Linked DNA regions of Homo sapiens: region 2 is linked to region 1. The links are chromatin loops, found by intact Hi-C in ENCODE. Cell type or tissue: dorsolateral prefrontal cortex. All regions are shown on one strand. Each heading gives the region's core, and the rest is flanking DNA. Links, peaks and the distances in the headings are about the cores only.

Evidence for each region. Hi-C counts contacts between places; a loop is a spot of excess contacts. Peaks named below come from ENCODE experiments on the same cell type or tissue, not always from the same donor. Only the 100,000 strongest peaks of a DNase experiment are listed, where the experiment ranks them.
Region 2: it touches region 1 in a loop (2.9-fold over the local background); 2 of 110 quality-filtered maps call a loop at or near these places.

Annotation. Positions count from the first base shown.
Region 1 is chr17:34,152,688-34,158,060 of GRCh38, forward strand. It overlaps LOC105371735 (a long non-coding RNA gene), which reads left to right and starts at 2,912. Exons shown (of 4, transcript NR_188344.1): 1 at 2,912-4,015. It also overlaps a transcript of ASIC2 not described here. RefSeq lists a silencer at 3,940-4,098 and an enhancer at 4,398-4,952. In dorsolateral prefrontal cortex, for the core only: no CTCF peak of the experiment used is centred there; DNase peaks (open chromatin) are centred at 1,512, 2,834 and 4,325; H3K4me3 peaks cover 3,823 bases; H3K27ac peaks cover 3,634 bases; H3K27me3 peaks cover 3,197 bases.
Region 2 is chr17:33,979,254-33,984,626 of GRCh38, forward strand. The region is part of intron 1 of LOC107985038 (a long non-coding RNA gene); the gene reads right to left. It also overlaps a transcript of ASIC2 not described here. Among named protein-coding and RNA genes, the nearest start is that of LINC01989, 200 kb to the right of the region's middle. In dorsolateral prefrontal cortex, for the core only: no CTCF peak of the experiment used is centred there; a DNase peak (open chromatin) is centred at 2,911; H3K27ac peaks cover 2,779 bases.

The DNA.
Region 1 (5,373 bases), core at 198-5,197:
CATGTTAGATGACCAAGTCGAGGCCTAGAGAGGACGCAAGATACAACCAGGGAATAAGAAAGACAATGTTGTAGCTGGGCTTCAAACCTTTGTCTTTCTGCTCTTAATCTTGCACTCACATTATCCAACACCATGGGCAGAGACACAATCCCTCCTCCTTCCTTCCACTCTAGGTCAATGAGGCAACCTCCCTAAGTAGACAATCTGGAATCAAAGCTGTCTTCTGCTTTTCCAGGAGGGAAAAAACGTGTGCTTATCTGAAATCAGATTGTCCTAGTTGAGGGCTAAGAGTGTACTTGCATGAGCATGAAGCACACCTGTTTACATTGTAGTCAGCATCCCACACCTGGCTTCCCTGGGACTTTTACCCTCCGCAGACAGCCTTCTCTCACTCTGCTAGAATCATGGCTCATTCACTAATTAAAGGGTATTACACACTTCATTGCACATCAGCTAAGAGCTTGGAATAAGAAAGCTTATGCTAGAGCATTTGCACTGGAGATGCCACTAGATATGCTTCATAGAAAAAGAAATACAGAGAAAAGCCATCCCCTTGTGACATCCCTTCCCCCATACTTAACTTCTCTAATAAGTCAGCCACCGCACTTAAAGAAAGAAGTCACCTAGCATGGTACAATCCTAGATAGAGCCTCAAAAATAAGCCAACTGGAGAGGGATGCACAGCAGAGAAAATGAATAAGAGAAGGCGGGTCAAGTGGCTTCTCCAACAACCACCTGTCCAGGCTCTCTGCCCTCTTCTGGTATGGCAGCCCAATAAGAAGGATGCTTATATCCCAGGCCAAAAAAAGACAGAGGGACAAAGGATGAGTTGGGAGGAGTACTCCTCACTACAAGGTCTTGAGCAAACTCAGCATCATGTTCCCTCTAGTAAAGGCTCAGCATTGCTGCCCACTGTGCCCAGCTGGGGCCAGAGACCAGCCTCCCTGCTGGAGCCTCGTTGGGCTGTCCTGGAGTAGATGCTTTTTCTGATACTCCCTGAACAACTTGAACAGCAGCACTGAGGCTCACCCCCTTTTCAATGATGGGGAAGGTCACACATAGAGGGCCAGCCTGAGGAATGGACACTCAAATAGATTACTCTTGAACTTGCTGAGGACAGCAGATAATGACATGCCACTGACAGAGTAGTAAATATTATCCATAGGCAATTTCACTATTTGGGAAACATTACAAAGAGGTCAAAAGCTCAGGCGAACTTTAAGGCCTGATCTTAAAGACCTCTTGGGACCTCAGCAAGTAAAAAGATGGTCCAAGTATAAAACAATAGCCTGGGGTCAAAAAACATTTACTTCTAAATGGAACTTAGACATGGATTCAGAAGAAGCCACCAGTTGGACATGCAGTCAGGAGGAAGCTAGAGAACTCAACCCAGAGTCTGCTACTTATTACAGTTTCTCTCTGTGTCACCCTCTGTGTCGTCTGTGTGTTCCATGTGTGTTCAGGCAGACAGAGGAACAGCTGAGTGCATTTCCAAGCTGCACGGTGCAGTGGTGAAGCCGAGCGTTGCCAGGCGCTAGAAAGAACGGGGTGGAATATAGTGATGGCTTCAGCCTCCAAGAATAAGGCATTTTCTCTATCTCTCCTCAAGCCACCTAAGACATCATTTGTGCATGACATGTTTTAGGATCCTGTTTGCTGCATTTAGAAGAGCTTCCAATATTACTGGTCCCTTCTCCCAGCTCAGACTGGCTTCCTCTTTAGCATACACTACTGCCGATTTTGCTGTGCTCTTCCTCACAAGGCTTAAAAGGGATAATACAAAACAGCTCCTCCAAGAAACAGAGTTCTAGCACACAGACTGCGAGAGGCAATGCCCCCGGCACTCTGGGCTTTTTCAGAATCAGAGATAGCCAACAGCAATTACAGAGGCTACAGGCAGAGACTGGTTATGGCATTAAAAGAACCTCAGATCAAGAGGCTGGTGAATCCAAGAGGGGGTAGGGAATGGATGCAGCACAGGAAAGGTAAGCAATGTCTTCATTAGGCAGAGGACCCTAGACAAGTGCTGGATCACAGGTCAGCCCCTTCCCAACTGCTATACCTGCTATTCCCAACTTGCAATTGCATTTTGGCTCAACGTTCTGAGACTCAAAAGCTCTCAATCCTCCCTAAGGCAGCTATGGGGGAAGCAGCCACACTGGACTTCTGGAGGGTCCCACAGCCCCTGATACCCAGACGTGCCTGGCAGCAAACAGTAGTCAGCAGCTGCTGTATGACCTATTATGCCAAGTTATGCCTAGCAGCCCACTAACTGGAGAACCCTGGCAGCAACAGTGCTCCTCTCGTCCTTTCCTCTCTGCCCCTCCAGTAAGCCCCATCCTGAACGTAAGCCACATCCCCCTCCGCTTTTCCTCTTTACTCAGCTCCACACTCCTCCCCCAGGCTTTCCATTCCCACAGCTGTTCGCCCCCTCCCTGCACCCCTCCTCCTGCATCCACGTCGTTAAGTGATTATACAGAGAGAAAACCGAGCCTTTGAGTTTCAAGCCAAAGCTCCCAGACAAGGCAGCCGGGACTGGTTCACCCTCACAGGCATCTCCCTGACCCTCTTGCACACGTGCCTCCGCCCAGACCCTCCTCTCTGCCCAAGCACTCTGAACATCTCTTGGCTTCAACCTGCCAACAGATCAGATGGAGCCCTGGGGTGCCCGGCCTCTCCTCTCCCCACATGGAGCTTAGAATTCACACAAGGAAAGGAAGCAAGGAGACTTCCACACCTCTGCAGCATCACCTGCTCCAGCAAGCTCCCAAAGCCACCGGAGCCAGCCAGACTGCCTGGGCCCCACACCCCCTTCTCTGACGGCTTTAGCTCCAGCCCAGCCCACAGGATGCAGTGCCTGATGCCACTTCCGAGCAGAGAGAGACACACACGCACACGCACACGCACACACACACAGAATGCCACCTCGTCAATGACAAGCTGTTCCAATCACACAGCTCGGACACCAAGCGGACCGGACAACGGACAGCCCAGGCCTCCTCCCTCTGACTGGGAGGAAGCCAACTGAGCACGTCTGGGGAAGTGATCCCCCACCGCAAGCCCCCCACTCACCCTCCATATTTGATCTGACAGCAGTGCTCTATCCTGGCCGGTAGCCTTCCCTGCAACCAGCTCGCACAACTCTGACCAACTACCCTCGTGGCCTTCAGGTGAGGCACTGCTCTCTCTCCTGTCCCAAAGCACAAGGAAACCCCAAACCAAGCAGGAGACCACCGGCGCACCACTTCTCCAGAGGACCAGACAGAGTGAGCTGAAAACCAAGTACTCACTGTGGTGAAGTCTTGGTGGCCGCACTCCTGCCCTTTGAACTTGCAGTAGAGCATCATATCCTTCAGGTCATGGCCCACACGGTGCAGGAACTCCAGCATGCTGAACTGCTTGGGTTTGTAGTGCTTGAAGTTGGCCTTCTGCCGCAGGGCCTCCAGCACGGAGGGGTCAGCCAGATGGGGGTCCGGGATCTGCAGGTTGACATCCAGCAGGGCCAGCAGCTCCCCAGCATGGTACAGGTCATTGGTGGTGAGCCTGGAGAACCGGAAGCCATTCAGGTTACAGAGGGTCACAGCTGGGAAGACCAGGCTTTGAGCCACCACTTCGTCCACCTTAGTGACATGCTGGTAGGAGAAGTAGTAGGACACCCTCTCAGAGCTCTCCACCAGCAGCAGGCCCAGAGAGCCCACGAAGGCCACTGCCCACAGCACACGCCGGATGGTCAGCGGCCCATACACGAAGATGTGGCGGATGCCATGGAGGGTGGAGGTGTTGGCAAAGATCTGGATGCTAGAAGGTTGCAGGCTGCCCTCACTGGGGCTTTCCTTGAGGTCCATCGGGACCCCGTGCAGTTCCGCAACTGGCTTCAGGTTGATCGAATTTCAGAGAAGAGCTCCCAGTCCTCGGGCTCTGCTTAAACCTTGACGTTCAGGGGAGAGAACGCAAGGCAAGCATCGCGCCAGATGCTGTGAGTTTATCCTGAGAGCCCAGCCGCACGCTGACAGGGGTGAGTGTTTATATAAAACCCATTCAAACTCTAGCTCTTGATTTTTTCCAGGCGATAAGGAGGGCTGGTTTTATTTAGGGAGACACCAAGGTGATGTGGAAGAGATGTGGGTGGGAAGGGAGAGCTTAGCCAATGGAAATAAAGTCCTCCCCCCTACACACGCCACTAGAGACAAGATTAAAAGCGAGAGCGAGAGAGAAAATGCTTAAAACAAGTCGCTGAGCAGCTCGGAGCCTGTTAACCAGCGCATAATGCCCCATGTTAACCATCCTGGGGGATGTCAGGGCGGCCACGCTGATGCACTGCGGTCGGGCGCAGCGGCACAGCCTTCAGAGCCGCCGCCGCTCGGTTCCTTTTCCCATGATGTTTTGGACTCCGAATGCCGTTTCTCGCCGCCGGCCTCCGTCCCTCCTCTCCTCCTCCTCCAGGCCCCCTTTTGTGGGCAGAATTCCAAATGCCAGCGGCCGCTGCTAGCACCGGGGAGAGGAGGCAGCGCGCGGCGCGGAGAGGCGAGGACCGGTATCTGGAGACTGGGGACGGAAGCGGGGAGCTCAGACCGGGATCCATTCTCTCCTCGCCTCCTGGGAAAAAAGGGACAACCCCCAGGTCACAAAGCCTGCCTGCTTCCCCCGCCCCAGCTCCCTGTCCCTGCTAGGCTGCCTTGGGGGGAAGGGCAGGGCGGGGGAGAAGGGCTGGTGGGGGCTGGGGACTTTCTCCAAGTTTTCTTTTTAGCCTTTTTTGAAGGTAGCTAGTGGGGGCTTCTTCGAGGGTTGACATGACACCCCGCCCCCCAGGTGGCAGGAAGACAGTGCTAAACTCCTAGGAGCCAGGTGTGAGGTTGGAGGCGGCATTCCTTTGCATCAATGTCAGGGATCCCAGGTTAGACCCAGCCTGGGATCTCCAGAGGGGAGAATGCTAAAAATGCAGAAGGAAGGGGGCGATCCAAACCCACAGTGCCTCTGATGCAGACAGCGAGGGGGCATTCTAGGAGAGCAGCCAGGAGCCCCTCCTGAGACAGAAAAGCCAAGTTGCCCCTGGAGCCTCAGAGAAGGAGCAACAAGTAGTCGCCTCCCCCACCGCCACATAGCTGTCGGGAGAGTCTGTATTTGAAAGAGAAAGGCAACTGGGACTCCAGGTGGGACTGGCTGCATACCATTCCATTTGGGCAGTGTGTGTGTGTGTGTGTGTGTGTGTGTGTGTGTGTGTGTGTGTGTGTATTCTGATCCTGGATTTGTCAGATGGAAGTACATTTGGGCAGTGTGTGTGTGTGTGTGTGTGTGTGTGTGTGTGTGTATTCTGATCCTGGATTTGTCAGATGGAAGTACAGCCGGAACTATAGGTGGGAGCAAAGAATTAGC
Region 2 (5,373 bases), core at 242-5,241, 170 kb before region 1:
CCTGCCTCTATCCGTCCTTCCTTCCTGCATGAGACCTGGTATAGCTGCTGCTCCATGCCTACCACTGGGTCATAGAGATTCAGAGTCTCCCTGGGGCAGTTGCCAGGGAGTGAGGCCGTCAGAAACCCTGACTTCTCCCCTCCACCCAGCCGAGCTCCACCAAGCCCAGGAGTGGCTCTCCCGGAGCCTGGTGTCCCCTGTATGCACAGAGTACTTTAAGAAATCCAGAAAAGTCATCACCCCCAGGAATCCACACTGAATGTGAGCCAGCATCAGCCCTCTCTGCACTCGACCTCCTCAGGTACCAAGATGGGTTATATTTGGGGTAAGAGGGGACAGAAAGGCCTCATGTGTCAGGAAAAAGTTACAAAATCCCACCCCTCATACAAGAACTCTCACTTTTTCCCCTTCTTAGCATTCTGCAGAGCTAGAGTGAACCATGTTGGCCATTGTGAAAGTACAAATTCAGGAATGCTGAGGTCATTACTCAAGGTGACATCACTTATAAGTGGCCAGCCCTTGACCTACAAGGTCTAAATCACATTTCTATCTTCACACTTAGAGGTCTCAATTTCTGCTTACACACCTTCAATAATGAAGAACTCGGGAACTCAGTCTCTCTTGAATGGAACTCCACATAGAAGAGTCTCAAGTGGTCCAAAGTAACTAGACTTCTCTCTGTGCCCCTTAGGCCTCCTCTCTTCTTTCTCTACTGGACACAGCAACAGCAAGTATCCGAGTCACTTAGTATTCCTGGTATTCTGAGCTGGGCTCCAGCTGGGGTGAGCCTTGTAGATTCTCAGACAGCAGCATCAAGGAATGTGGGCTTCAAGCCAAGTCAGATAATAGGAAAATAATAATAATAATAAAGATAGAGACACAAACACAAGGACACTGGGACAAGCATAAGCGGTTAGATCCACAAACAGAGACAAATAGGTGCTGGGAGCATGGTGGAAGGACACACCTCCACTGACAGCCACATATTTTCAGGACTCAAGAGCCCAAGGACAGACAGAGCTCAAGCAAGTCTCTGAGTGAGGGAGGTGAGAAGCCGGATGAGGGCTGGCCTTTGTGTCTCCATCTCTACCACTTGACCAGGATCAAAGAACTTCCCCAGATGAGCTTAGACACTTAGACATCTAGAAATGACTCAGTGGGCGAGAAGAAAGGGAGACTAGGAAGTGAAAGAATGAAGTGAAAGAAGTGAAAGAATGGGCCACAACACATATGGAGATGGGATGGCAGGGGAAAGGATGAGAATCTTGGGAATGGGAAGAAGTTTTCTGGGAACTTGGGTAGGTTGAGGCAACAGGTTGTGGTGGATGCTGTGATGTGCTTCCCAGGTCCCTCTTCAAGAAGGAAGGATTTATCCTGCTACCTGCTGGGGATGCTGCCTGCAGAAAGTTCTCAGCTGCCAGCTCCCCATGGGGTTTGCCCTAACCCTGACTGCAGAGAGCTGCCTTGCTCCAGATCATGCCTTCTTTACAGGGTGGTTCACATCCAATGATTGATCCATGGAAAGACATTGAGGCCTGAGCCCCTTTCCCCAGTCTGGAACAACTCTGAAGGCTCATTCCATTTCACATTTCCCATGGCATCAGGTAAGATGCTCATTGAGACTGCATCACAGCTCAGCTTCTCCCTCTGTCTAATCCTGCTTTCTCCCCATCCCTTCCTCAAGTGTAATTTTTTTTTTTTTAGACAGAATCTTGCTCTGTCACCAGGCTGGAGTGCAATGGCACAATCTCAGCTCACTGCAACCTCTGCCTCCTGGGTTCAAGCAACTCCACTGCCTCAGCCTCCCAAGTAGCTGAGACCACAGGCGTGCACAATCTCGCCTGGCTAATTTTTTTTCTTTCATTTTTTTTGTATTTTAGTAGAGACGGGGTTTCACCATGTTGGCCAGGATGATCTCCATCTCCTGACCTAGTGATCCACCTGCCTCGGCCTCCCAAAGTGCTGGGATTACGGGCGTGAGCCACCGCACCCAGCCCTCAAGTGTAATTTTATGAGTTCTTCCTAATAAACCATTGCAAGTAAATATCTATCTCAGAGTCTCCTTCCTGGGGACCCAGTCTGTGACACAGGCTTAAACTCTGAGCAGGAAGTTTTCATTTTGCCTGGCCCACAGTTTACAAAAACATTGATGACTGCGATCTCACTTGATCTTCACAATGATTTGGTGAAGTGGGTGGTACTGTTCTTACTTAACACACGAGGAAACTGAGGCTTGAAGTTCAATGGCTGTTCGAAGACCAAAACAGCAAGGAATTGGTGGAACCAGGACTTAAACCCTGGTCTTTTGGGCTCTCAAATGTATGTTCTTTCCTCTCTTGCACAGTTTCTAAAGAAAAGAAAGAAGGAAGGGAGAGAGAAAGGAAGGGAGGGTGGAAAGGGGGAAAGAGGAGAAGAAAGAAGGAAGGAAGGAAGGAAAGAAGGGAGGGGGGGAAGATTAGCTAACATCTAGCACTTATTCTGAGCTAAGCACCATGCTTAACATTCTACATGCATTATCTTATTTAATCCTCACAATTTTATGACATATGTATTATTTGTATCCCTATGTTATAGATGAGGAATTTGAGGCCCAGAGAATTGCAACATTATCTAAGGTCACATAGCCTTGTATGAGGAAGTGGCTTGATACAAACTCACTTCCGTCTGATTCCAGGCCAGGCATCTTAACCACTACTATCAGGGAGAATTGGCACCAACCGGAAGGTTGAGGAGCCTCAAGAAGCAGTTGTGGGCTAGAGTATTGGGGAATCCAGAGCAGCTAACTAAGATGCTAAGCACCTGAGTAAATGGGAAGCTTAGACAGATCTGCATCCTTGTTCTCCTGGGAGCAGACTGGGCCTGCTTTGGGGCTGAGCCAGTTCATGCCTGGAGCCATTGCTTGGAAATTGCACCCAGCCAATCCCCAGCCGTAATTACCACTAGGCTTGCAGCACTGGGCTGAGAGCTGGAAATAGCTCTGTATTTATTTACCCTGCAATTACATGCTACATTAAATGCTCTGCAAGAACATGGCGATCACCCTGCAATTAACTGGTCCCTGCTTCCTGGGCAAGAGAAGGCTGGAGACAGTTACTGGCTGGAATCAAGTGCTCCCTGGTTTCTTAATGGGCCTGGGGTCACCTTGTAACTTATGCTGGTGGGCCTGGCCAGAGGCTGCAGCTCCAAGTGGGAGCTTCTTTAGCTCCTGAAGGAGACAGATTAACATCTGAGTCAGATCTGAGTCCAGCGTTGCTATGGGTTCTGTGACAAGATCGTCCATTAGTGGGTCCTTGTCCATATTGTCTTCTCTAGCTCCTCCCAAGGCATCTAGTGTCTCTCTGTATTTTATTTTTGGAGTTCCTGAATTCTACCAGCCTTTGCATAGGTCGTTTCCTATCATGTTGACCTGGTAAATTCCTATCTACCTTTGAAGATTCAGCTCAACTATCATCTCCTCTGGGAAGCATGCTTTGAAAGGAGATTGTATAGGAAAGTGAAAATCAGACATACTCGTGACAAAATACCAGCTTCATTACTTGATAGCTATGTGACTTTGAGCAACTTACTTGGCCTCTCTGAACCTCAATATATGTGTGTATGTGTACATGGGTGTATAGAACTCCCTGATATCATATGCTTATACACATTATGTGTATACATATACAAGAACTCAAAGTCTTCTAGTTAGGGACAGATTTTAGCAAGGTGGAAACAGCATGGTGCCTCACACACAGTAGGTGTGCACCAAATCTTTGTTGAATCAATGAGTCAGTGAGTAAATCAACCATCAATCAAAAGAAACCAATTAGGAGCTGTGAGTGTGTGTGTACCCATGTTTATCTTTGTGGCTGTCCACTTAACTTGCTGCATATAAACAAGTATACCAGTTACTCAAAAACATAATATGTGCACATGATGGTAATTGGTCTCTAGTTGCCTGGAGATTTCAGAGAACTTGTTCCCAGGCTGTGTGGATAGACTAAGAATGCCAGGAAAAAGCACTAAGAAAAGAGTTAATTATATATTTACTACCTCTGTCATTTTCTCCTAATTATGTCTTGGCAAGCAGTGTCTCCTGGATGAGTCTTAATCTCAGTGTCTTTAAAAATATAATAATAAATCAATGTGAGATGAAATGCTCCCAACAGCCAAAATGCACCAGACAGTTTCCAATCAGTGAGAGCACCAGTGAACAGTTCTGGACCCAGTTTCGATGACGTTTGGGCCTCAGGTACCAGATATGGAGCCAGAAAAACAGTCAGAGAGCAGAGCAGTGTCTAGAACGTGTCACTGAGGCCTCTTCTCAGTCTTCTGAGGGTCACCTGGAATCCCTATGGCCTCTGCCTGCTGCCAATGTACCATGAGGCAACAGAGGAGGAAGTTAGGCGTGCAAATTCGTGAGCCACCCTGGTGCATTTTGCTTGGTTTCTGGACTGAGAAGACAGGGCCCATTTACTCAGCCCTCTGTATGTCAGCGGCTCTCAACTGGGGGCAGTTCTATCCTCCTAGCAGTCATTTGTACAAGTCTGGAGTTATTTTCAGTGGTTACCACCTGGGGATTTTGCTACTGGCATCCAATGGGTAGAGGCCAGGGGTGCTGCTGAACATTCTACAATGCACAGGATACTCCCACCCACAGCAAAGAATTATCTGGCTTAAAATGCCAGTAATGCCCAGGTTGAGAAGCCCTCTGTTTGTGCTGGCAAGCTTGGGCCCTGGCAGCATGTGTCCATGCTGTCTGTTCTTGTTGTCACTAGTTCTGGTTTTCAGACCTTTTCATGCTCTTTTCTATTTTGGTTTCTAACAAGGGACACAGGCACACACATGCTCAGAACAAATGCACAGCCTTCCTTCCCCATAACCCCTTTCTGGCTGCAATCATATTCACTGAGGATTAGTCAGCCCTCTCCAATGGAGGGGAGTGGACACTCACCTTGACATCCTGTGGGCGCCTGCAGATGCTGGCTCTTTCTCTCCTCCCAGGGATAAGACCGCACTTCTCTCACTGGTCCCAGTGGGCATAGCAAAAGCAACAAAGCTGTGGGGCTTGTTGGTGCTTCATCGAACAGGCCTAGGCAGGAGGCCCAGTGCAGCCCTGTCTATGAGGTGACCTGGGAATCTGTGTTTCTTATCAAGTGTCAACACATATGCCCAGCAATTTCACTCTGTTCCATACCAAGCAATCAAACACGCCTACATCGTGCAAGCAATTTTTAGGTCTCCTAGTTTCTATTATTAGAGCCTCTTGCCTAGGATTAAAGGCCCATGGCACGTAAAAGGGCCAAGAGGAAATTTCCCAGGATTTTCTCATGTAGTCCTCACAACCACCCGACGATGCAGACACTTGTGCATCCCCTTCACAATTGGGGGAAA